Linked DNA regions of Mus musculus: all the other regions are linked to region 2. A link is a loop called in an ENCODE intact Hi-C map of the cell type or tissue named here. Cell type or tissue: gastrocnemius. All regions are shown on one strand.

Region 1 (8,000 bases), 85 kb after region 2:
AAGAGAAGAGAAGAGAAGAGAAGAGAAGAGAAGAGAAGAGAAGAGAAGAGAAGAGAAGAGAAGAGAAGAAACAGTGCCACATGGAAAGTTAACCTTTGGCTTCCACATGCATGTGGCTATACACGTGTGTGAGATATAGAGATAGATATATAGAGGATATATATGTGTGTGTGTTTATTATATACATATATATATGTTACACACACACACACACACACATATATATATATATATATATATATATATATATATATATATATGGAGAGAGAGAAGAGAGAGAGGAGAGAGAGAGAGAGATCCCAGCAGTGGACACACGCTGGTAGACACACTAGAATTTCTGAAGTTCAATGTGTATATAAGACCAGAACATGGAATCATCAGAGGGACTCACAGCAAACTCGTGGCAGAGTGAGACTTCCCTGAGGGCAGCTGATGGTACTTTGCCAACAGGGTGCAGATGCGGTGGCGGAGGAAGACTGTCAGAAACAGCACTGAAAGATATGGAGAACCTTGGATGCCAACTTTGGCCGGGTCTGTAGTCCAGCCACTGTGGCGTGGCATGGATGAGGAGATGAGGTTACTAAAGGCATCAAGCCTCTGATTCTTTTTATTAGTTCCCCTTGTTCTAATTCTGTGTTTAACAGGCAGTGTTTTTAACCATAATTTAATTTCCCATCTCAGTTGATCTGTAAAGACATGGCCACTTGAATGCTCTGGTTTTCATATCTTCTACATAACTCAGTAAAAAATCAATAACTTGTTCCAATTTACATAGCAGACACTCACGAGCTTGTTAGTGAAGTTCTGAGTTGAAGTCACTCACTGCTCTGGTAACAAGAGTTGGGCCTGAGCATGCGAGTTTGAAGAACTATGGAAAAGCATTCCCGACCCTATTAGCATCTTAGGACACTTTTTTGGGAGAGGGGGGTATCTTGAAAGCATTGCAGTCATTTCTAAGTTCTCTGTTTTACACCCCATCATTGAAATGTTAATGCTTTTCCTTTACAGGCTTTGGATAGGGCTGGAGCAGGGTTTGCTTGATGGGTTTACCAGCGCGTATGCATTTGGACTGCATTCATATCATTAATTTTTGCTTTTTTTGTTTTTTGTTTTTTTTGTTTTGGTTTTTCGAGACAGGGTTCCTTGTGTAGCCCTGGCTGTCCTGTAACTCACTCTGTAGACCAGGCTGGTCTCGAACTCAGAAATCCTCCTGCCTCTGCCTCCCTATGTTTAGTTGTAGACATATCAAGGCAAGGATATTCGGCAATGAAGAGGTAACATGATTGAGCTAAGATCAACTAATTGCATAGTGACAGCAGGCAGTCGTATTAGAGCCCAGGGCAGTTCCCTTTTCGGTAAACTGTAATTTATCATCGTGTCCATCCTGGGAAATTATTGATATTGCTAGACCTTTAATTTTTATTCTATTGGATGATGTCATTCCTGCTGTTTATCTCGGGTAGATTAAACGTTCCTCAGAATATTGAGGCATCAGGACATTGCTCCTGTCACATTGGCAGGCTGTTACTTTTTGCCAAGTGAGGGATCAAGGACCCGTGTCTCTTCACTGCTATGTGCAACCCCTTATCATTCTTGGCTTGTGAACTACCAAGTCTTCTGTTGGTTTTCGTTTTTCCTAGAGAAGAAAAAGAAGCCAGCCATGCTTCCGTGTCGCCTGAAACTCTACAGGTAAAATACAGAAGTTGCCTGCGGGAAATTGGAAACCTGGGAAGGAAATGGGGTGTTAGCTTGGAGGCATGGACTTTAATTTGTGGCGAGAAAACCACAGTGTATGTAGTGCAGGGTGTGTTTTGGTGGGGGGGCCTGACAGGGACAAACCAGACATTGAGAAAGAAGAGCCCACTGGCACTAAGCATGCGCGGGTAGGGTGCTATCTTGTTTACTGTCACCACGTTCCTGCTGTGCTCTCAGCACACAGGCTGGGGTCTTCTGCTTGTTGACCCTCATCTACTGACATTCTTTACAGAGAACCTCTCCATTTGGTGAAGCAGAACGCAGAACCCACGATTCGCCCTCTGCTGTCCTGGTCCTCGGATTCTACAGTTAACTGCAAACAGATGTTTGTGTTCACGTCTTACATTTTCTTCCCCACACCTCTGTGGTCTGAATTGATCAACTGACTTCGTTTTAAAAGCTCTCTCTCTCTCTCTCTCTCTCTCTCTCTCTCTCTCTGTGTGTGTGTGTGTGTGTGTGTGTGTACTTGGGTGTCTTGGATGCTAGAGGAGGGCATCAGATCCCTATAGAGCTGTAGTTACAGGGAGTTTTGAGGCACTGAACATGGGTATATGGAATTGAACTCAGAGCCTCTAGAACCTTAACCACTGGGCCATACTGCCCTCCCTTCTTTTTTTTGTTTTCCCTCTGTCTCTGTCTTTCTCTGTGAATATGTGTGTATGTATGTGAGAGTGTTTGTATGTGTCTATATGTATGAGTGCATGTGTAACTGTGTATGTGTATATGTATATGTATGTGTACATGTGTATATATGTAAATATGTGGAATATGTAACTGTGTGTGGATGTGTATGCATGTGTATGCAAATTAGTGTATGTATGTATATGTGTGTATCTGTGGGCATGTATGCTTGATGTGCCTGTGTGCATAAGTGTATACGTGTATGAGTCTATGTTTGTGAATACATTTCATTTGTGTGTGTATGAAAATATGTGTGTGAAGGTGTGTGTTATTGTGTGTGTGTGTGCCCTAGCACACGTGTGGAGACTTGGGTCTCTCTGATTTCACACTTCCTTTCTTTGATAGATCTAGGCTTACATTTATTCCCGAAGCTGAAATTATGGCTGACAGTTGAGGTTTTCTTTCTCTTGATTTTTAAAAATGTGTGTAGTTCATATAACTATTAAATTGATTCAATTCATGCCCAGGAGTGGGGGGGGGGTGAGAATTTCTTTTCTTTGCATGCTCTGCGTACTGTTAATGAACCAAACCGCAGCTGTTTCTCTCTTTCACGAAGAATTAAATTTAGCTGTGTTAGGCAGTAGACGGAGGTGCAGTTTTAAATACAGAGTTTGAAATAAACAAAAGGCTCCCAAGTATCACAGCGAAGTTTTCCTTATGGAAAGCGGTTGCCTTCCTTAAAAAACAAGTCCAAGGGAAATTCAAATCAATAATTGTGGTGAGCACTTGGAGCCAGCAAACACGCTTAAATGAAGCCGTCTGATGCAATACTTTCTTTAAAAAATACAATTAGGCCTTTGTATTTTTTTTTTAACAAAACCTCATGTTTTACAACATTGCTGGCTCTGTAATAAAATCTATTTAAAACAGAGAGACATGGTCAGCTTTATTGAGTTAGATTTTTTTTTTCTGGGAGAGCATTATAATTTCCTCAAGTCTATGAATAGTTGAAGCAAATTAAATAAAGTCAGTTTTATAACTATTTTTGTACATTCCTGTAGGATGGCAATTTTTTTCATGTTTTTCCCCCCTCAAAAGTCTAATATGTTACCTTTTAAATCTGGAAAAATAAAACCAGAAAAGGGAAAATGTATCTTATTTTTTTAAAAAAACAAAACAAAACAAAACAAAACCCCTAATCCTAACCTATTTGGTCTCAATTTATCCATCTTATAAGACCACCCCCTTTCCACAGAAGACTAGCACTCACGACATTTGGACCAAGACCCACCGGGAAACGCCTAGACTGACTTGCCATGGGTATAATGGTGAGCTTAAAAGGTAGAATTCTCTGATGTACACATATCCATTTGGCCAAATGACTGGTTTTGCTTGACTTTCAAATACCCCCTAAATATAACTTTGGATATAAAGCAATCAATGTGCTTCTCTTGTCATTTCTGGATGCTTGAACACAAACAGATATAATAAAAAGAACCAATTTGCTTCATGTGAACATATATATATATATATATATATATATATATATATATATATATATATATATATATGTATATTCTGATTATGAGCAGGCCATTTGAAGCAAGGTGAGTACATTAAAGGCTCTAATAAAGAGAAGAGATTTCTAAGCAGAATAATGGACTGCTATGTGAACATGCAATAAATAACATCCACAGATGTGGTCACTTGCAAATTAGTTTTGCATAACTTACTTTCTGCATTTGCCCCAGATGTTATCTGTTATACGGAAATTACCTGAAGCTGGCTATATTGTTCCTTGTGTGTGTATTACATTTGTGTTATTTAAGATGGTTTGTAATCTGTGCTTGACTTGACTTGTGCTACGGTATTTAAGGAATATCAAATGAATGGCATTTTGGCATAATTTAATACTCATCAGTACAAAACTCCACCATCAAATATTGTGTCTTTTCCCCCCTTCTTTTCTATGTAAGCCCTTTACTTACGAGCCAAATGAAATCACTAGAAATCTTTTGAAATGTTGTGTTTTCAATATGAATTGGATATCTACCATGGGAATAAATGCTAGGAATTTCGACCTCTTCTGGAGGGTCAGTTTGGCTCTGAAAATATGCTTATAGGGAATCAGACGCCCTTTCCAGATCTTCATGTGCCTGAGCAGTCCTGTGAAGATGTCACGTGGGACATGTTCTGATACTCCGTTCTTTCTCCTAGACTATGTGAACTAACATTACTAACAGTATTGACTCCCATTCATGGATCCTCTTCGGAGAATGGCTGAACCACAAGAGGTTTGTGGGTTATGTTTGAACCGTTAGCACATCCTTAAGGTGGTAAATTTGCAGATCAGTTATTAGCTCGTCTGTGAGATTAAAGAATCTAAGGAGACGACAACTTTCTATTATTTTGAGTGGTAGAAAAAAGCGAGAGCAAAAGAAAAAAAAATCTACTCACTTCTGTTGTGAGCCAAAGACAAAAAAAAAAAAAAAAAAAAAAAAAAAGTGAGCTGCTTTGAAAAGACATTTGTTTGGAATTGTTGGAGGATGACTTCATATGTAAATCAGAACTTACTAAAATATGTCAAAAGTTTCAGAAAGCTTAACTTGATTGCCAGCTTTCCCCACTATTAATGGAAGGGAAAAGACACACAGAGAAAAATTCCTGTAAAGTTTTAACTGTCTACCTCCCCCCTCCCTTCCCCACATAACCCCTGCCCCCACTTCTCTCACCCCCACTCCCCTCCCGCCCCAAAGGAGAGGAATGCCTAGTTTACAAGTCTAATGAAGAAGTGTTGTGTGATAATGGAAAAACTTTAACAACAACAACAGCAATGACAACAACAACAACAGGAACCCTGTTGTCCACAATACACTGCATCTAAAGTAGTGGCATCTAAATGGCACCTGCAAGGCCACAAGGAGGCCATGAATAAACAGAACACGAAAAGAGGAAATTCACAGGGCAGAGATGACAGGAGGAACTACTCAAGCCACTTCTGGAGTAGTTTTCCCTTTGTGATCCACCGCTTACAAACTTATTACCATGCCCACTGCTGCAGATGCCAGTTCTTCCTTTCCCCTCCCTCCCCCTCCTCTTCCTCCTCCTCTCCTCCCTCCTCCTCCTCCACTCCCTCTCCCCCTCCTCCTTTAGTTTTTTTTGACTTGGAAATGCACGAGTGGCAGACTAATTTTTCTCTCCTATGCTTAATATGCAGTATTTACATTTTGAAAAGGTTCACAATGTTGCCAGGCTCCTGCAGGCTATGAATTGACATCTAATAACGAGTGCTATTTTTACCCATGGCACAGCACACGGGTAGTTTGAACATTTATAACTTCACAGAGCCTCCAGACCAGCAGATACACACACATGCTAATCACCTAAACGGGGACCAGGTTGCTGCAGCACAAGTCGGGACAGGAAATGAAGACGCCCCGCCCCAGCTGAAGCTGCAGGGAAGAATTTAAATTGGCAAGCCCCAGAAAACCAATTTGCAATCTGGTTTAGAGTACATCAGTTAACACCTTGGGCCCATTTAAAAACAAAAAACAAACAAACAAAAAAGCCCAAATATATCTTGACTTGGTCATAATTTTAGGCTTGAAATATATATATTATACATATCTCTATATATCTCTATATTTATATATATATGTATGTATGTATCTATCTATCTATACACACACATATCTCAGTTTGTTTAATTATCCAGCTTTATATATACACACACACACATATATACCAACTTTTATATATGTATATATGTATGTGTATATATATGTATATATATATATACATATATATATATAAAGTTGGATAATTAAAAAACTGATTCTAGAGTCTTTTAGAGACCTTTGGCATTTGCAAGGGTGGGGGCAGTGACACTATTTGATAGAACCTGGGTATGCCTTTCATCAGGACCACAGATCACCTGCCAGACCCTTGCCGGTGGATCTGTCCTCTTCTCTAGGTGTCAATGCAATTTTGAAGCAAAAGATGTTTTGGTCTGGCTCTGGTACAAACATTTCCTGAGGGGTAGAACTGTTCTTCAGATGCCCAGATATTTTTTGAGGATGCAATAATCTGGAAGACGGAGAGCTGAATTATGGGCTCTGGGGTTGGCTCTGTTCCTAATTGTGCCATGAGAAGAAAATCCCCAGGCCTCAGTTTATTTATCTATAAAACAAGGGTAATGGTAATTGCTACCTGGCTGCTACATCGAATTGTTTCAAGCACAAATTAGATAATGCGGATAAAAAGGCTGGGCGTTCTTCAAAGGGAGAGGGATTATTAAACCTTATTATTATTTATAATTACTGTTATTATTCAGAGGACCGTCTTGCTGATGGGGTCATTGGAAGACAGACTACGGCAGCCATATTTGACGACATGGATCCGTGGTATCTGTGTTTGGTAATGTCTCGTAGGCCCGCTGGTACATTCAGTAGGATGTGGCTGTCACAGTGCCATCTAATCAGTGACAGTGTCTCAAATGTCAAACACACTGGGTGCCACTTCACTGAATGAGTTCCCTGGACCCAAGAACGTTCTCTTCGGTACCATTGCATATTTTGCAACTGTGTCGCCTTATCAGATGTTAAGCAACTTGTCCGCTTTGCAGAGGAAGGGATATTTACTCCCTCCCTGGCCTAATTTATCAGTCTATCTTTTGTTTTTTCTGTGTCAAATGTGGCCTGTGATGGCCTGGCTCTCACTCGTTCCCTTTAACACACACACATATATATTTTTTAAATCAAAAGCAAAAGGTTTGGTCATTCCAAGGCGGGCTTTCGGGGTCTTTCTGATGAGTGTGGAGTGTCAGTGATTTTGAAAGTACTAAATTTGGATTTGTACTTTTTGATTCTTAGTGGCTATCTGGCAACTTTCTCAGGGTGAGGGTTGAAAACATAGTTATAAATAGCTGGGAAACACCAAATGATTTTTCAGAATATTTTTTTGCAGACCACCTGCAGTATGCTTGTTTACCCAACCATGTTACGGTCGACAGTAGGGACTCAGGGACAATGTGAAGTACTAAAAAGAAAGCCACTGTCATATATGCATCTTTGTTGGCTTTCATTTGGGATGTTGTGTTATTTCTGAGGGGTTTAGTATTAAAAATTGAAGTGCGTGGGGCGGGGAGATGGCTCAGCAGTTAAGAGCACTAACTGCTTGCTCTTCTGAAGGTCCTGAGTTCAATTCCCAGCAACCACATGGTGGCTTGTGACTGTCTATAATGGGATCTGATGTCCTTTTCTGGTGTGTCTGAACTCTTTTCTGGTGTGTCTGAAGACAGCGACAGTGTACTCACATACATGAAAATAAATAAATCTTTAAAAAAATTGAAGTATGTTACATTACCTCTTTTTTTTTAAGGGTTTGAACTTAAACAACACTGTCAGTCAGTGAGTCTGAAAGAAGAGGTAAGGTATTATCATAGTGGAAAGCCTGTTTTGAATCATCAGATATAAACTTAAAAGGTGAATTTTACCCTTTCTCCTTTTGCATTTCCGTTGGCCCTGCGGAAGGCTTGCCTGCAGATGAAGCTATCTTGTGGAGAATAATATTCTCTCTTTCCCTGAACAACTACCTACCTGTGGTTTGCAGAAATTACTGGAGAC
Region 2 (8,000 bases):
AGACCAGAAAAATATGTCAGGGGTAGAGCAGAGGAACAGGGATGGGGGTGGGGGGAATCTGTGGGAAGAGGGAGTGAGGCAGGAAAGCTGGTATTTGTGATACTACCAAGATACATACTAGGAAAAAAATACAGGGAGGGATAGCACAGTTTAGATAAAGAATATTAATATAATTATCTGAGAAACATATCAGTTTTCAATCTACTAGTTTAGTTTTGTTTTTTAAATAAAAAAGTTTTAAATTGTTTATCTGTGCATGCATGTGCATGAACACCCCCCCACACACATATATGCACATGCACACGCATGTGCGCGAGTGAGCACATGGACACACACACACAAAGTCAGGTACCCATAGGGGCCAGAGGTAGCAGGTCCGCCTGGAGCTGGAGTTACAGCTGATTGTAAGAGGCCTGATGTAAATGAACTGCAGTTCTTTTAACTTAATTGCTGAGCTGTCTCTCTGGAAGCCATTTTTTTTTTTTTTTCTTTTTGAATACATTCAAAGGGTCATGGGCTTCCACAACAATGGACAGACCGGGGAGGAAGGTAATTTGTACATTCTACATGTCCAGCAAGGTTGGGCCGGCCCATCATGAATCTGGCCAGACTCTCTTTCCAACTTCACAGAGCCCCATTGGCTAGACAAGTCAGCCATGATCTCCGGAGTGTCACACACTCCAAAATTCTGAGGACACATTTCAAAATCCTGCCCCATTAAATAGTTATTTTTATATATAAAAGAGATTTATTCAGCCGGGCGTGGTGGCGCACACCTTTAATCCCAGCACTCCGGAGGCAGAGGCAGGTGAATTTCTGACTTTGAGGCCAGCCTGGTTTACAGAGTGAGTTCCAGGACAGCCAGGGCTACACAGAGAAACCCTGTCTCGAAAAACCAAAAAAAAAAAAAAAAAAAAAGAGAGAGAGAGAGAGAGAGAGAGAGAGATTTCATTTTTAGTGCTGTGTGTGTGTAGCTGTGTGTGTGGAGGTGAGTGTGTGGAGGTGTGTGCATGTGTGAGGGCAGGTGCCTTTACATCCAGAAGAGGGCATCAGGTGTGCAGGAGCTGGAATTACACGCGGTTGTGAGCCTTCTGATGTAGGTGCTGAGAACCAAATTTGGATGCCTTGTAAGGAGGAGCACCCACTCTGAACTGTGGGTCTTTCCAGTCTCTTAAAATTCTTCGGGGTGGGGGTGGGAGGAGTGTGGGGGGTTGGCGTGAGGTCATGGCTTACAACTCTTTTTAAAAGATGTAAGTTTCACGACTCCCTGTACACCAAAGAACAACTTCATTTCATATTCCTTCTGGAGTGTCTTGACTGTAGCCATTAGCAATCCATCCTCCGTTTTCCTAGCCCGTATTTTCTTACAGCCTCGCCGAGAGACGCCGAGTTTTTGACCCAGTGTGAGAAAATATTAAGATGGTTCTGAGATTTCATCACCCGACGAAAATAAGGAATCCCCAAACTGCAGGGTCATGGATGGACTTTGGGGCTCGGGTTTCCAGAGGGGTCAGATTTCCCCTGGCTCCTCAAGTCTAGTGGAGAGAGGCTGGGTCTGAAGCAGTATCGGTTTTTCTGGCACCAGAACCACGGCTGAACACTAATGCGTTTAACAGTTGGACTTATTTTTAATCTACTGTATTAGGGAGCGCAAATTTAATCAAGAACAAAATGTTACCGACGGTGTTTTTGTTTCTGCGCATGCATACATTCCCAGTGCTGTCTCCGGTTCTCTTGAGCTACAAGCTCTCTGACTTATTTCATAACATTAGATTTTTTTTTTTTTAAGTGCCAATGTTTGTGGAGGGTGAAGAAGGAGAGAAATAAGGAGCTGGAGACGCCCCCCCCCCATCATTAAAGAAATAATTGCAGTACAGATTTTTTAACAATTGCTCTCCCTGCAGTGAATGTTGTTATGGACGGAGCTAATAAATGTCTTCAACCATTACTGCTGGGATACACTTTTGGCTTATTTTTCTGCCATTGGGAGGCATGGCTGGGTTGAGACATTCGGTTTTTTTTTTTTTAGCTCCCCCCCCCACCCCCCCCCCCCCCCCCGCCAACACCACCCCCCCTTAATCAAAGAAAGAGATCTTATCTCCCTAGCCAGCCTAGCTTACCCCCTCCCTCTGCCCTCCTCCCTGGATGCCTAGTTTACTGAAACCTGACTTGCAGGTCAGGGAACTGGTAACAGATTAATTTTACTCAAAGAGGAACACTAAGTATTTTGGCTGGGACACATGAGAATCCTGTTATAATATTACCATTTTCCCCTTTCTAAATTAAATATTAGGAAAAATTAAGCCAAGTAGTGGCCCACGCTACAGTGGAAAGTATTTCTCTCACAAACACGGGGAGATAAATGCTTGTGTGAGTGAAGGCACAATAAATACACATTATGTTAAAAAACCTAAGATTATGCAGGTTTTAGAGTTATAGCTAAAAGTGGTTTAGTGTTTCATGCCTAATAATAGATTACGCCTATCATATTTCCAACCTTCATTTCTCCTCCCTTTGAAGTCCAGCCATATAAAGGTTGTTTGTTGAACCACACTAAAGTTAAAGCAAACATTACTTAGGGTGATTCATACTGGCAAGAATTTGCAATGAAGGCAGTGGTGTGTGTGTGTGTGTGTGTGTGTGTGTGTGTGTGTGTGTGTGGTGTGCCTGAGTCAAAGGAAATGAAATGTTTGTAATATTTTTTTTCGGTTGATAAATTTATTAAAACATTCTAGAAGCTTCTAAGGGAAGCAGGGCTGACATACATAGACTCTCTGCAAACAGATTACACCCGGGGCCCCGTGGGGGAGGCAGACCTTAAAAGAGGGAAAAATTCTCTGGATTTCAGAAATTGCCACCAGGTCACAGCAATACTTAATTAACTGAATCCATTAACAGAAGGCTGTAACCTAGTTGTTAAGAAGAAGGAAAAAACAAAAGACAAAAAAAACCACACACACACACACACAAAAACAAAACAAAACAAAACAAAACAAAACAAAAAACCAAGAAAACAAAAAACAAAAAGAAAGAAAGAAAAGGAAGAGCAAAGTTAGGGAGTAGCTAGATTCATTTACTCCTCTGTTCTGTGCTTAGGATTAGCCTTTCAGAATGAGCAACCTGATTTTTTTTTTTTTAAAGGATCCATTTACCTTCCAGGCCTTTTCATAGCAAAACATTTTGTAGGGTTGCAAAAGAGATTAATTTGTTGCCAGTTGCTCCATACTGGCAGGGTTTCTGAATAAAGAATGTAAGCAATCTATCTTTGTTTGTAAGATATAATTAATCTGGCAGTTAAAATTCTTTGGAAACATTCTGATGACTTATGTGGAAAAGTGGAGCAAAGATTTCAAAGAAAAACTCAGAACTGTGTGCAGGGGAAGATAAAAGATATATGAAGTGTTTGTTCTAAGCGATACTATTCATTTACAGATCATAACGTAGCCCCACCCTGGCAATTATTCTGGAAAACAAGACAAATCTTTGTCTAGAGCCTTCTGACGGCGGTCTTGATTTGACAAACAAAATAAGCACATTACTGTTGTACTCTAATAGACTGCAAGCTGTTTTATTAGAGTCAGCTGAATCCTGTTTTGCATAAAAAAGAACACTGTTTGCTATGGAGAACACATTTATGTTAATAGGACTTTGACAAAGTAAAATAAAATCGCATTAAGATGCTGCAAAGAGATAAGACAATGAAATCTCCGGGAGAGAGAGAGAGTTTTGGCACACACTAATTACAGTCACGTCCCTGCAGGAAAAGAATATATTTTTACACCAACTATCCATGTGTTTGAAAATGCAGAGAGCTTAAAGCATAATTCCTGGTCTCGGCATTTCCTGGATGCGTCAGGCCCCGTGTGTCACTAAGGTGGTGACTGTTTTAAAGGAGTCTATCTGATAAATCCCACTTTCATTTTCAGCAGCAAAGGCAGGTTTCTTTCTGAATGTGAGCGAGCCTGCCATCATCCTGCTTAGTTTGAAGGGACTTTCCAATATAGGGCCGCTGAAAACAAGGTTTTAGATTACATGGTAATTTAGGAATGCATGAAAAGTGAAGCAGTTACCATAATAGGGTTCTGGGTAAACTTCATGGTTTTTAGAGCAAAACATAACAACATATGTTTTGTGATTTGTCTCAATGATTATATACATATATATATATATGTATATATATATATATATGTATATATATGCAATTTTGTTCGGGTACTATCAAAATATTTGGAGGCCTCATCTGTGCACAGCATTTTTATAACCTTATTTTGAAAACTGATGTCTCTTCTTTTAGTTCAGTCATTAAAAGGCAGGCGATGATGGACGCCTGAATGCCTTGGGTTTTATGACTAGTCAGTTCCTGGCAGCGGCCATATTTCTTCCCTAGTGAAACTTTAATATTCCTTTGGCCTTGTTTAGGCTAAAAAAAAATTTTTTTTTTTTTTTTCAGGATGTGTGTGTGGGGCAACTTTGCTACTCTGGCTGGCTACTTATAAATATCACCAACCAGATATCATACCAAGCAGATATCTGCCTCTCCCCCGCCCCCTGCTCCCCACCCCCCATGACTTAACACCCCACAAAATGAAGAGGCCAGAAAGGGAGACCTATTCTCCCTGGCTTCTAATAAATACTTCCTGCCCTGTGATTATGCTAGATTCTTTCCTGTTAAAAGAGGCAGGGTTATGGAGAAAACCTTGTCGGTGGACGGCGGCGCTATTGAAGGGAAGTGAGCCTCCTTGGAGTAGAACGGGACTGCTATTTGAATTGCTGCTTTGGAACTTGTCCTGAATGAGGCAGCTTTTATGAGAGGCCCGATTTTCAGCCCAGACTCTTTGATCTTCTTGAAGTTGCAACACCAGACACCAGGTGTCTCCACTTAGCTGAGCTGAAGGTCCTGGGAAAGAAGGTTGTGTCTCCAGAAAGGTTGACTGAAGCCTTGCCTTCCTTAGGGCTCCTTGCCTGGGGAAGTGTATAGGGGCTTGCTGGGACCAAAGAATACAGTCTTGGTGTTCTCACTGTTTTGGTAAGAGCTTGTGCCTCAACAGGGAAGGAACCTCAGTTCTGTATGGAATCCATGAATACTGGAGCCTCAGCAAACACTGAACTAGGCTTCCACATCGACCGTGAGTCGCCATCTTGGAAGGCGAGAAGCCATCACCCAGAGAATGGAAGCCTTTCATGTAGGTGAAGGCCAACTCTGTGGGAACCTTCTTCCTGGAACTCCTCAGCGAAGAGCTGGTTGATGCTCCAGTTTAATGTTCTGATCTCCACGAACACACATGGCTTTCTCCCATTGTTACTCATTTCCTCTCTGTGAGAGGGAAACAGAGAGAAACGACATCAGCCTGTTCCCTTGTGTACTTAAAGAGCTTAAGTTGAACTATGCTACCTCCATTTGATGTCAGGGGTAACAGCAGATGCCAGTGGGTCCCAAAACATGGCATTCCAAAGATGGGAATAAGTATTTTTTTTTAAAAGATCATTTTAAGGGGGACAAGCGAGCTAGCATCTGGAGTAGAGGAGCTTTGGCGAAGGTCCAGAGATGGGAACTGGAGCTTTGGATGCCACAAGAAGGTGGTAGAGAATGGACTACAGAGATTTATCAAGAGAAGGCTATAGTGCCCCCATCCCCATCCAATAAATAAATAAACATTTGAAACATTATTGCATCTCATTACCCTCCAGAATAACTGTGTTTAAAAAAAAATCCCCAAATGCTGAACTCATTTATGATCATCTTGTGCTACATTGTATTGTCTCTTCTCAGATGTACTTGACCAAAGAATCAAGAAAAATAAGCAAAATCCCTTGTAGCTATTTTATAACAGGCATCATCATTACACTATGGATTATTACAAAATTTTCACCCAGTTTGATCAACTTTGTATTTCACCTGTAGTGTCTTAGTCAGGGTTAGCATTGGTAGGATGGAGCACCATGTCCAAAGCAACTTGGGAGAAAAAGGGTTACCTTCCACATCACTGGTGGTCATCAAAGGAAGTCAGGACAGGAACTCAAACAAAGCAGGAACCCAGAAGCAGGAGCTGATGCAGAGGCCAAGGAGGGGTGCTGCTTAATGGCTTGCTCAGCCTGGTTTCTTATAGAACCCACAACCACTAGCCCAGAGGTAGCCCCGCCCACAATGACACAATGGCCTGGGCCCTCCCACATCTATCACTAATTTAAAAAAAAAAAAAAAGCCCTATGGGGCTTGCCTGCAGCCTGATCTTCCAAAGGCACTTTCTCAATTGAGATTCCTTCTTCCTCTTCCAACTCTAGTTTGTGCCAAGTTGATACAAAACTAGCCTGCATATGTCGGTTTGCCATACTTGCTTATTTATATATTTAATAAATCCATAAATTATCCTGGATGTGACTGAGTGTTTTGAAGAACATTCTTAAGAGAAAAATTCCTTGAGTCATAGAATTGTCTTTTTTTCTGGGATTTGGGCTTAGGGTTATGACTTGGAAGGCGAAAGAAGTCAGACAAGCCAGGTCTCAGAGGCCACATGCCAGAGGAAGGAGTTTTCTCTGGAGGACATGATTACAGGAGCCAACCTAGTCTCATTATCGAGGACAGCTCTGTTTCCATCAGACTCCCAGACCATCAAACCGCTAAGAGATAAGGGCTTTAGTGCCAGCCCCACCTCTAAGTATGTGGGAAAATGTTTGTTCCATTTTGGTGTTAGTTTCTTACTATTTAGTAATAAATGTTGAGTGTATATAATCTTGCTGAGTCACAAAATCAACTTTCTGAGTTCATGTTATTGTGCAGGTTTTGTGGACAAGGAAACTGAGTTGCACAGATGAAGCAACTCTCTGGAGGTCATCAAGCTGTAAGTGACACTCTCCAGGTGGCTCAGTGGGTAAGAGCACTTGCTGCTCTGGCAGAAGACCCAGGTTCAAATCCCAGCACCCACATGGGGATTTCACAACCACCTGTAATTCCAGTTCCAGGGAGGACAATGCCCCTTCTGGCTACTGTGGGTACTGCATGCACATGGTATGTTTAGACCCAGGCAGGCAAAGCATTTATATGCATAAACAGACACACACACACACACACACACACACACACACACACACACACACACACACACACAGACCTGACACAGTGATATAGCTAAGAGTAGCCGTACATCGAGTGATCCTTTAAAGATCCATCAGTCTTTTAATAACCTGTACTTGGATTGGATTTCTTCCTATGTATTATCACAGGTCAGAAAGTCTTCTGAGCAGAAGCCACCTAGGACTCTCCTGAATCATTTAGCTCTCTGTGCCTGTTACTACCTGCTGCATTAAAATGTCCAGGGAAGGCACTAATCAACATCTACTTACTCCAGATTGGGTCCCAGTGACGGACAATTCCACCAAAGACCAACTTGAGGACAAATGAGGTATTGGGCTTTTGTACCTAGTACGAATGAGGGGTAACAGGAACATGGGGACCTGCGAATACCTATGAAGTCTCACTTCATCATGGGACCCCCGGATACCTACCTATATGTTTGCAAAGTCTCACTTCATCATGGCTGCAGACCCTGTGGAAATGCATCATGGCATCCACGTTTGAGTTAATCTTTCATTTTGAGTTTATTGCCAGGTTTCACTTTGTGTTGTTCCTTGTCCTCATGATTTGTCACCAATCTGTCCATAGTATGCATGCCACCAACACAGACATACAAACAGACAACATAAAGTCAAAGACAAACACATGGACAACACATGAAAACATGCAATATGCACAAACATAAAAACACAAAGAAACAAACTCATATACATACTAACAAACATACATGTACACAAACACACAAACTCACAAACACACACAGATGTACACAATATACACACAAGTTCATAAACACACAAGCATACAAATGCATAAGCACATACATACAAACATACACATAAAATAGAAACACACACAGACCACACATACACAGACCCCCCCCCCCACACACACACACGAATGCAGAAACACACATATAAAAATACAC
Region 3 (8,000 bases), 110 kb after region 2:
TAGTCTCTCTGTCCCTAAAGGCTTTCACTTCAAAATGCTGTGTGCACCACAGCCAAGTTACGTTCCTCAAAATACTCCTTTTATAACAGTCTCACTCTCACAATCTACAAGCTAAATTGCCGTCAGTTACATGTAGATCAGTGGGCTCTTATGATAGACAGAATTTTAAAATGAAGTCACTTTTCCTAAGAACTAAGGTTACTTTTAGACCTACCGAATAGATTTATTTAGGTGAGTTGGCCTGGAAAGCCCTTTGTGATTTGATGACAGTCTGGATTGTCGGATGTTTTCCCCATAGACAGTGTAAATTTTCAAGGGGGACGAATATCAGCCTCAAGCAAGATTTTGCAAAACCGAAGTACACACTGATTGTCATGAATTAACCTCTCTCCCATGGATCTGCCGTCCATTTATACATGCTATCCTTCAAAGAATTCAAAATGGATACCCATTTCCTGTAGGACTCTGTTTCCCCCGGAACCTCTGTTAGAAAAGATTGCTAGAGTAACTGTAATTACTAATAAAGCGTAAATACAAGTAAATATTCTGGGGCTACCTTAATGACTTAGCAGGCAGAACAGAAAGAAACACCACTTATAATTAGCAATGTCCATTTGCATATAAACAGCAAATGTTGCCAAATTCAAATTCCACCTTATTAAGAACATAAGAAAGTGTGATCAGAGAGCAGAGGTCCTGGGGCATGTGTGTGTGTGTGTGTGTGTGTGTGCGAGCTCGCATACATGCTACATATGATAGTTTGTTTTTCCATACCCTGAAGATAAACTGCTCTAAGTAATAATATCAAAATTGTAAGTGTCTTTATTGTTTTATAGATCTGGTTTTATTATCTCTCAGTCAGACTGATTACCTGAAATTGAAAATGATTTGGATTTAAATTAATAGTGTCATACTGTATATAATTTGTATGAAGGTTTAAACTACTACATAATTTATTTTTCAGTGTTGTTGTTAAGATCTAATATAGCATATGTTAGGATAATTCTTTTGATAGGGTAATACAAAATATCTTTTTTGGTGGTGGTAGAGGGATGCTGGCGATCATAGCCAGGGTTTAATAAATGTCTCAGAAAAAAATTTTTGAGGGAGGAGAACATATAATTCCTGTTTTGATTCTGACCCGCTAATCAAAAATTTAAAATCATAAAATATTGAAAGCTATGGAAACCTAAGAAATGGCTCAGAAGGTAAGAGTGATTTCTGTGCAGACATGAAGGTCTGAGTTCAGATTCTAGCAATCGCATAAAAGCCAGAAAAAGGCCTCATCTGTCTGTCACACACACAGGGTGGCCATGAAGACAGGAATTCCTGGGGTTTGCTAGAGACTGTGTGTCCCATCCATGCCCTCCCCACAAACAGCAATAACAAACCACCCTAAAGTTGATTATAAAGACTGTCAGGTCACGTGACCTCAGTTTCCCTTACTGTTCTCGCTATTAACAGTCTTTTGTGGCTAAGAGAGCAAGAAATGGATGCTGAGAGATGATACCTAGACTCCATCATCAGATCTTGTCTGTCCTTTATGTCCCCAGCTGCGAAATAATAAGCCGTAGTGCCTATATTCCTACATCACCAGAGGAGGGACCGTTAGGAGGACTTACTTTAGCCAATTACATCCAGTTACAGCAAATTACAACTTAGATATAGTTAACTGACTGCTTTTTGGCCAGAAGCTAAGGGTGTTAAGCCGCTGCCTACAGGAAGTGCTGGAACATGTGTCAATATTTTCTTTTTCATCGAGCTCCACATCGTGGTTCATTCCAATGACCAGGTTTTGCAGACAACACAGGGACCCTCTGCACTTCACAAATCTTCAGGGAAAGCGCTTCCCAACTCAAGTCAGAACTCTGCCTTCCCTCCCGCATCTTCTTTTTCTCTCTTCTGCTTTCCTTACTCCTTCACTCAGGAGTTATTCTAGCTCACGAGACAGGAAACACAGAGAGAAGAGTCATTTGGGAATAAACAATTTTTTCTCCCCAAGGGACTGTAGTGCTAAAACAACATTAAAATTCCCAGCTGAATCTTGTGCTATGGAAGGAAGGCTTTTGCTTTTTGGACAGGCCACCTCTGGGACAATGGGATACTCCATAAGGGTGCTGTGGAGACAAGGGGAGAGGAGGGCTATCCGAATCAGAGCTTGCGGTTCCCTGAGACTGGCCTGCCTGAAGTCTCTTGGTGGGGAACGTAGACTCTGTATTTAAGGATCGCAGTTACCCAGTCTTAATGATTCCCCTTGTCCAAACTAATTGACAGGGATTGCATTATTATCCTGGGGACCAGAAAGGTTACCATCTCTCTGATGCTACTTAGCTTTCTGGAGAGGGCACGCCCTGAAATACGGGGTGCCATGAGGTTCATTCTGGATCTATTTGAGGGACATCGTCTAACTGTGACCCAATTTTATCTTATTTATTTTAAGTCTGGTCTGTTTTAAGTAGTTTGGATATCACCCTTGTTTCTTGATGGCTAATCTCATTTTTCTAGAATTACTTATTTATTAAAAGAATCATTTATTTTATGAATATGAGTACACTGTAGCTGTCTTCAGGCACATCAGAAGAGGACATTGGATTCCATTACAGATGGTTGCTATGAACTCAGGGCCTCTGGAAGAATAGTCAATGCTTTTAACTGCTGAGCCAGCTCTCCAGCTCCTAGAATTTTTATTTTTAAACCCAGAAGGCAAAAAGATGCCTGGCACTGAGATTATTTAGCCTAATGTTTATTTATTTTAAGTTTCATTGCATATATTCAATGTATACAGCACTGGGTTATACAGCAATATCTTCATACAGTGTGTATTATAATTGAACATACCCTCCCTGCCACTCCCCAACCTGCCAACCTTCTTTTTCTGAGATTTCCCCCCCCACCCCCCCCAATTTGGTGACTCTTTGGGTAGGTTGAATTTCTCAATTATGCTTCTAATCTAATCTGGTCCTACTAATTAAGGTATTTTTTTACTGAAGGAAGCTGACACTGTCCCCAACTCCGCCACACACTTTCTCATGCTATTTTTGTTTTGAAGATTTTTGTTCTACACGTGTAGTGTGGATGTGCTCACTTATAATCTCCTGATTATGGCTAAGGCTTCAGACAGAGCTGAGCTCACTTCTCAAGTTATGAGCGCGGCAGTCACCTAATAGTCTGTAATTACAGACATTTAGGCTTTAAAAATCCCGTGTTTTCCCATTTCCATTTGCAGGAGACAGATTTAAAGAGATTTACATGCAGAGACCAAAAAAAAAAAAAAATCCATTGTATTGTAAAGTCAAATGCTGCGGATAGCTTTCTTGTTTTTCTCTGAGCTCCCTTCAGTCAATCCCCCTCCTTAAAGAGATCCAAGGTGGCTCTCAACCTGTGGGTCGCGACCCCTTTGGGGATTCCCAGGGGGTGGCCTAAGTTAGTCTGCATATCAGATATTTACATTACAATTCATAACAGTAGCAAAATTACAGTTATGAAGTATCAATGAAAATAATTTTATGGTTGGCGGTGACCCAACCATGCTCTGGTGGTTCCTAACTTCTATGGGGGAGAGGGTAAGCCTTGAGTTTTGAGTAGTTAGTAGAGGTCTTCAGCATTAATAACTTTGAAAAGGTTCCACAGGGAAGCAGGACAAGAGAAGATGCAGCAGGAAAGATAGGCTTAGTGCATCAGGTGGGGGATCCGGCACAGACTGAGATCTATTCAGAAATTTGTTTCAAAAGTGCAGAGATATTGGGGCACATGTGAATGTCTTTGTGTGTATATGTCTCATACAACATAGATCACATTTCTATACCCAGAATATCGAGCATAGGAGGAGGATCAGTTTTGGTGAGAAAATATAAATGACCCATCATTTTGGGACAGACATCTAATAAATGACATTGATTTATTCTGGGTGAAAAAGGTAAGTTTCCAAGTGGAGCTAAAAATTTAATGGTTTGAAAATCTAATGGTCACCATTTGCATATATTTAATAAATATAAATAAATACACAATCTAATCAAATTAAACTTCACTGTTCTTTCTTTGTTATGATTACAAATCTATAGTCTTTATGCTTCTAACACAAAACCGGTTTTAACTGAACAAATCTAAAAAAAATATGTCTTTACTGAAGAATTTATCTTCCTGCTTCAGGGCCTGAGTTTTCTGGTTGCCCCCTTTAGCTCTTAATTAAGTTAAAATCAAGGGGGATAGCTACTTCAATGAAATAATTAAGACATAAAGATGAGAAGCTTCACTCCCTTCTGTGTATGTTGATCTGCAAATCCTCGGTACCGTAAATGGTTTTTGGATTTGAAAAGCAGCTCAAAGCCCAGTTACAAATGGAAGGAATGACTCAACCAGATAGAATTTCCTTAATTCTGAATGCCTTGATTTTTTGCTGATGGGGGGAAAATCTTTCCCAAGGGCAGGCAGATGAATCTTTGAGCAAACCTCCACAGGAGGGCGCCATAGTGCGACTCTGCTGCAAGCTGCAGCTGCTGAGGCCCTTCCGGCCTTTATCCCTGTTTTGATGAAGTGTCTCAGATAGAGTGTGTATTCCCTGAACTGGAAAATTCTATGTTGTCAAAACTCAGGATGATAGGTTTCATGTGAGTTTGCTTTTGTCTATCGGTTTAAAACGACTGGAAGTAATTTAATCTTTCTTTGGGAGGCATGTGGTCTTTGTACATTTTATCTTAAAACACAGTAAAATGGGTGAGCTGCATGCTTTAAATGAAGCAAAAGCTAAACAGGTCAAAGCTACAGCATGCTTTAAAATGGCTGGTATATGTTAGAACAAGCTAATTAATCAAACCTGGAGACATCACAAAAGTGCACTTATTACTTATAATTAGGATGTGTTTATACGTTGTTTGCATAGATCACATTATTTTCAAATGATATATATTACTTATAATGGCATGTTTAGCTAACTAGGTGGTAGATAGGTAAATCAATCTTAGCAAATATAGGAACAGAATCAAAATATAAATTGTTGAATGGCTCTCTCTAAGACATAAAGATTCTGGAAACATACACTACAATGTTTGTGGTAGATATTTGGCCCAAATTACAGACTTAAAAAATGAGCCTTTTTATAACTCACATTTTGGTAGTATATTCTCAAACCATCCTCTAAGAGATAAGAAATGTTAATATTTTACTAGATTTAAATCAATATAAAAGTAATTATGATCTTGGCAGTTGCCATGTGTCTTTGTGAGCCTGGCCTTATTCTGAAGACAAACAGAGCCTTGTAAGCTCAAGACAGCCACACTGAATGGACAGCTTCATTAAATCTGAGAAGGACCAGGCCTGGTGGATATCGATATAGATTATATGGTTCCAATAACTGTTTATATAACATACACATTTCCAGTAAGAAAACTATTCATCTCATTATGGATTTTGCTCAAAGAAATGTCATGTGGACTAATCCTAACAATGGAGAGGAAGCGGAGGAGGGGCCTTGGGTATTTTGAGAACCTCTGTGGTAGGATGTAACTGCCTTACAGTCAAATGTTGGTAGCTTTGATAGTCTAGGAATTTGTAGTTGAAACAAAATAACATAAGTGCAGTATAAATGGGACAGCTTTCGGGGTCTGCATTCCTTATTAGAAACTGATGCTGTCAAGATTTCATACAAGCGAGCCTGCAGAAATATCTCAGTGGGGAAAAGCCCTTGCCATGCACAACCCTGAATTCAACCCCAGAACATGCGTTGGATGGAATTGACTCCTGAAAGTTGTCCTCTGACCTAAACACACACACACACACACACACACACACACACACACACACACACACACACACTCACAAGCACATGAACACACATACAAAAAACACTCACATTTACACAGGAGATATACACACACATACAATATACACAGAGAGAGACACATAAAGATACATTCATACACACAAAGTGTACATACACACAGGAAAACACATACAAAAATACATTCATATACACAAAGTGTACACACACATATACACACATACAAAAGTACATTCACACACAAAGTATATACACACACTATACTATACACAAACTCAAACACATACAGACATGCCCCACACACATAAACACACATATATTTTATACACAGAGATATCATACATATAATAAATAATTTTTTAAAAAATTAAAAATATCATACTCATGAAAACACTTGCTTAGGTAGAGAGGCTGGTGGACTTTCCAATGGTTCACACCTGGTTGGTAACATTAAATTTGCTGGTAATTAAAATGCTACTTCACTGTTTTCCCAGGGAATTGAGCCACAGTGACTAAATTTAATATCTTTTCTTTTTAGCTCCTACTGATAGACCTTTATGTCAATAAATAATTCAGAAGGTAGATTTAAAAATACAAGACAACTTAGGTAAGTGCTTACACATCATATTATTTAAAACACTGTTCTGTAAATTTGGCAACTTTTATGTAGTCAGATACTTTAATAATTTAACCACACTTAGCCAGTTTTCTTTGGATTTTTTATTGTAGGTTTATTCTAGTTTATATTCTATAATATTTTATTATTGTGCAATGCTGGGGGTTGGGAAGTGTTCTATCACTGACTGATGCCTCCTCCCCTTTACCCAGAATCCAGTTCATCAGAAACTTCATGAGACAAGTTCTTTCTTTAAAATCTTAAGAGAGTCATTGTTATGAAATGTCTTGACATCAGGAAGTCAAACTAACTCAACTTCTGAGTCAGCTTCCACTAGATTTCATATCATTGTGTGATATCAAAATATTTCCTGCACACAAAAATGTCTTATTGATGACATTTTATTTTGTTTTGCCATTTCCCTCCCTTTATCCCTTTTTCTTTTCTTTTCAAAACTTTTATCATTATTATTCGTATGTGTGTGTGTGTTTGTGTGTGTGCTTGGCGTACCACTAAGCCTAAGGGCTACACTAATCTACAACTAAAAGCATACATACTTAGAAGGCAGCTTGACAGCATGTGCATTTGACACACATGCTGAAATAGCATCCCCTCCTCTCTGGGCCTTTGACCTTCCAAACCATAAGTTTAGATCATGTTTACATGACAAGGTATGAAATTCCTTCTTGTCAAGCAGGCTTCGAGTCCAAACCCTCAGTGGCTGGTTACCTGCTAACCTCCACACCACTATTGCACAAGTGGACATATCTTGCTTGGCAGGTCAGGATTGTAGCATCAGAGTTGGCTGCCAGCAATGCCATCAGTAACTTTCCTCTTCTGTATTTTCCTTTTTTTTTTTTTAAATGGCATATATTCATTATCCTTAGTAAAGTATTTCATAAGGACATTTAATGCAAGCACACAATGTATTTTGACCATATCCCTGGTCCTTTTCATCCCCTTAGACAGTGACACATCTCCTCTTACGTCATGTACACATATATGATTTATGTATCAATGTAAAATCTAGGACCCATAATGGGAAGACATATTTGTCTTACTGATTCTGGCTTAACTCCCGTAATACCATGATACTAAGTCCATCCCCAGCTCATCCATCTTTGTGCAAACGATGTAATTCCGCTTTCCTTTTGGGTGAATGAAATTCCATCGTGTATACACAGCTTGGTTTATCTCCCCTACTGCTGAGCAACTGGGTTGGTTCCATACCTTAGCAACTGTGATCAGAGGTGGACTGAACAGCCCTGTGCAGGTACTTGTGACATGTGGAAACACAGTCCTCTGGATTTCCTTCATCTTTTGTGACGCCCCCCAAAGTAAAGGAGTTGGTTTTTTTCCCAAGTGGGGAAAATCAAAATAAAATCAAATTGTAGTGCAACCAAAGCACTTCATTTCTTAAGCGCCATCGCTGGAAGAATACAATCAGAAGTTTGAGGGGACAATTATTGCTTTGCTTGCAACATGGCTCCTTCTTCAGGGGAAGGGAATGGCATCGCCATGCCTTTGTAACTAGGACTCCTCAGTCCACCCCCTCAATGACTGACATCAACTTCCCCATGTACCCAAGACGCTGAACTTGGGACTTAA

The links. Peaks named below come from ENCODE experiments on the same cell type or tissue, not always from the same donor. Only the 100,000 strongest peaks of a DNase experiment are listed, where the experiment ranks them.
Region 1: a loop joins it to region 2, with 3 times the contacts of the local background. A loop is called at or near these places in 9 of 42 quality-filtered maps.
Region 3: it touches region 2 in a loop (2.8-fold over the local background); 5 of 42 quality-filtered maps call a loop at or near these places.

The regions. Positions count from the first base shown.
Region 1 is chr10:68,437,599-68,445,598 of GRCm38, forward strand. The region is part of intron 5 of Cabcoco1 (ciliary associated calcium binding coiled-coil 1); the gene reads right to left. It overlaps Gm40683 (a long non-coding RNA gene), which reads left to right. Exons shown (of 4, transcript XR_871802.1): 3 at 1,641-1,689; 4 at 1,988-2,191. Among named protein-coding and RNA genes, the nearest start is that of Gm40683, 55 kb to the left of the region's middle. In gastrocnemius, no CTCF peak of the experiment used is centred here; no DNase peak of the experiment used is centred here; H3K27ac peaks cover 2,698 bases.
Region 2 is chr10:68,352,367-68,360,366 of GRCm38, forward strand. No RefSeq gene overlaps it. Among named protein-coding and RNA genes, the nearest start is that of Gm32748, 16 kb to the left of the region's middle. In gastrocnemius, CTCF peaks have their summits at 1,035 (motif pointing right), 4,867 and 6,969; DNase peaks (open chromatin) are centred at 4,832 and 6,973; H3K4me3 peaks cover 1,860 bases; H3K27ac peaks cover 4,768 bases.
Region 3 is chr10:68,460,666-68,468,665 of GRCm38, forward strand. The region is part of intron 5 of Cabcoco1 (ciliary associated calcium binding coiled-coil 1); the gene reads right to left. Among named protein-coding and RNA genes, the nearest start is that of Gm32872, 64 kb to the right of the region's middle. In gastrocnemius, a CTCF peak has its summit at 4,458 (motif pointing right); a DNase peak (open chromatin) is centred at 4,465; H3K27ac peaks cover 1,251 bases.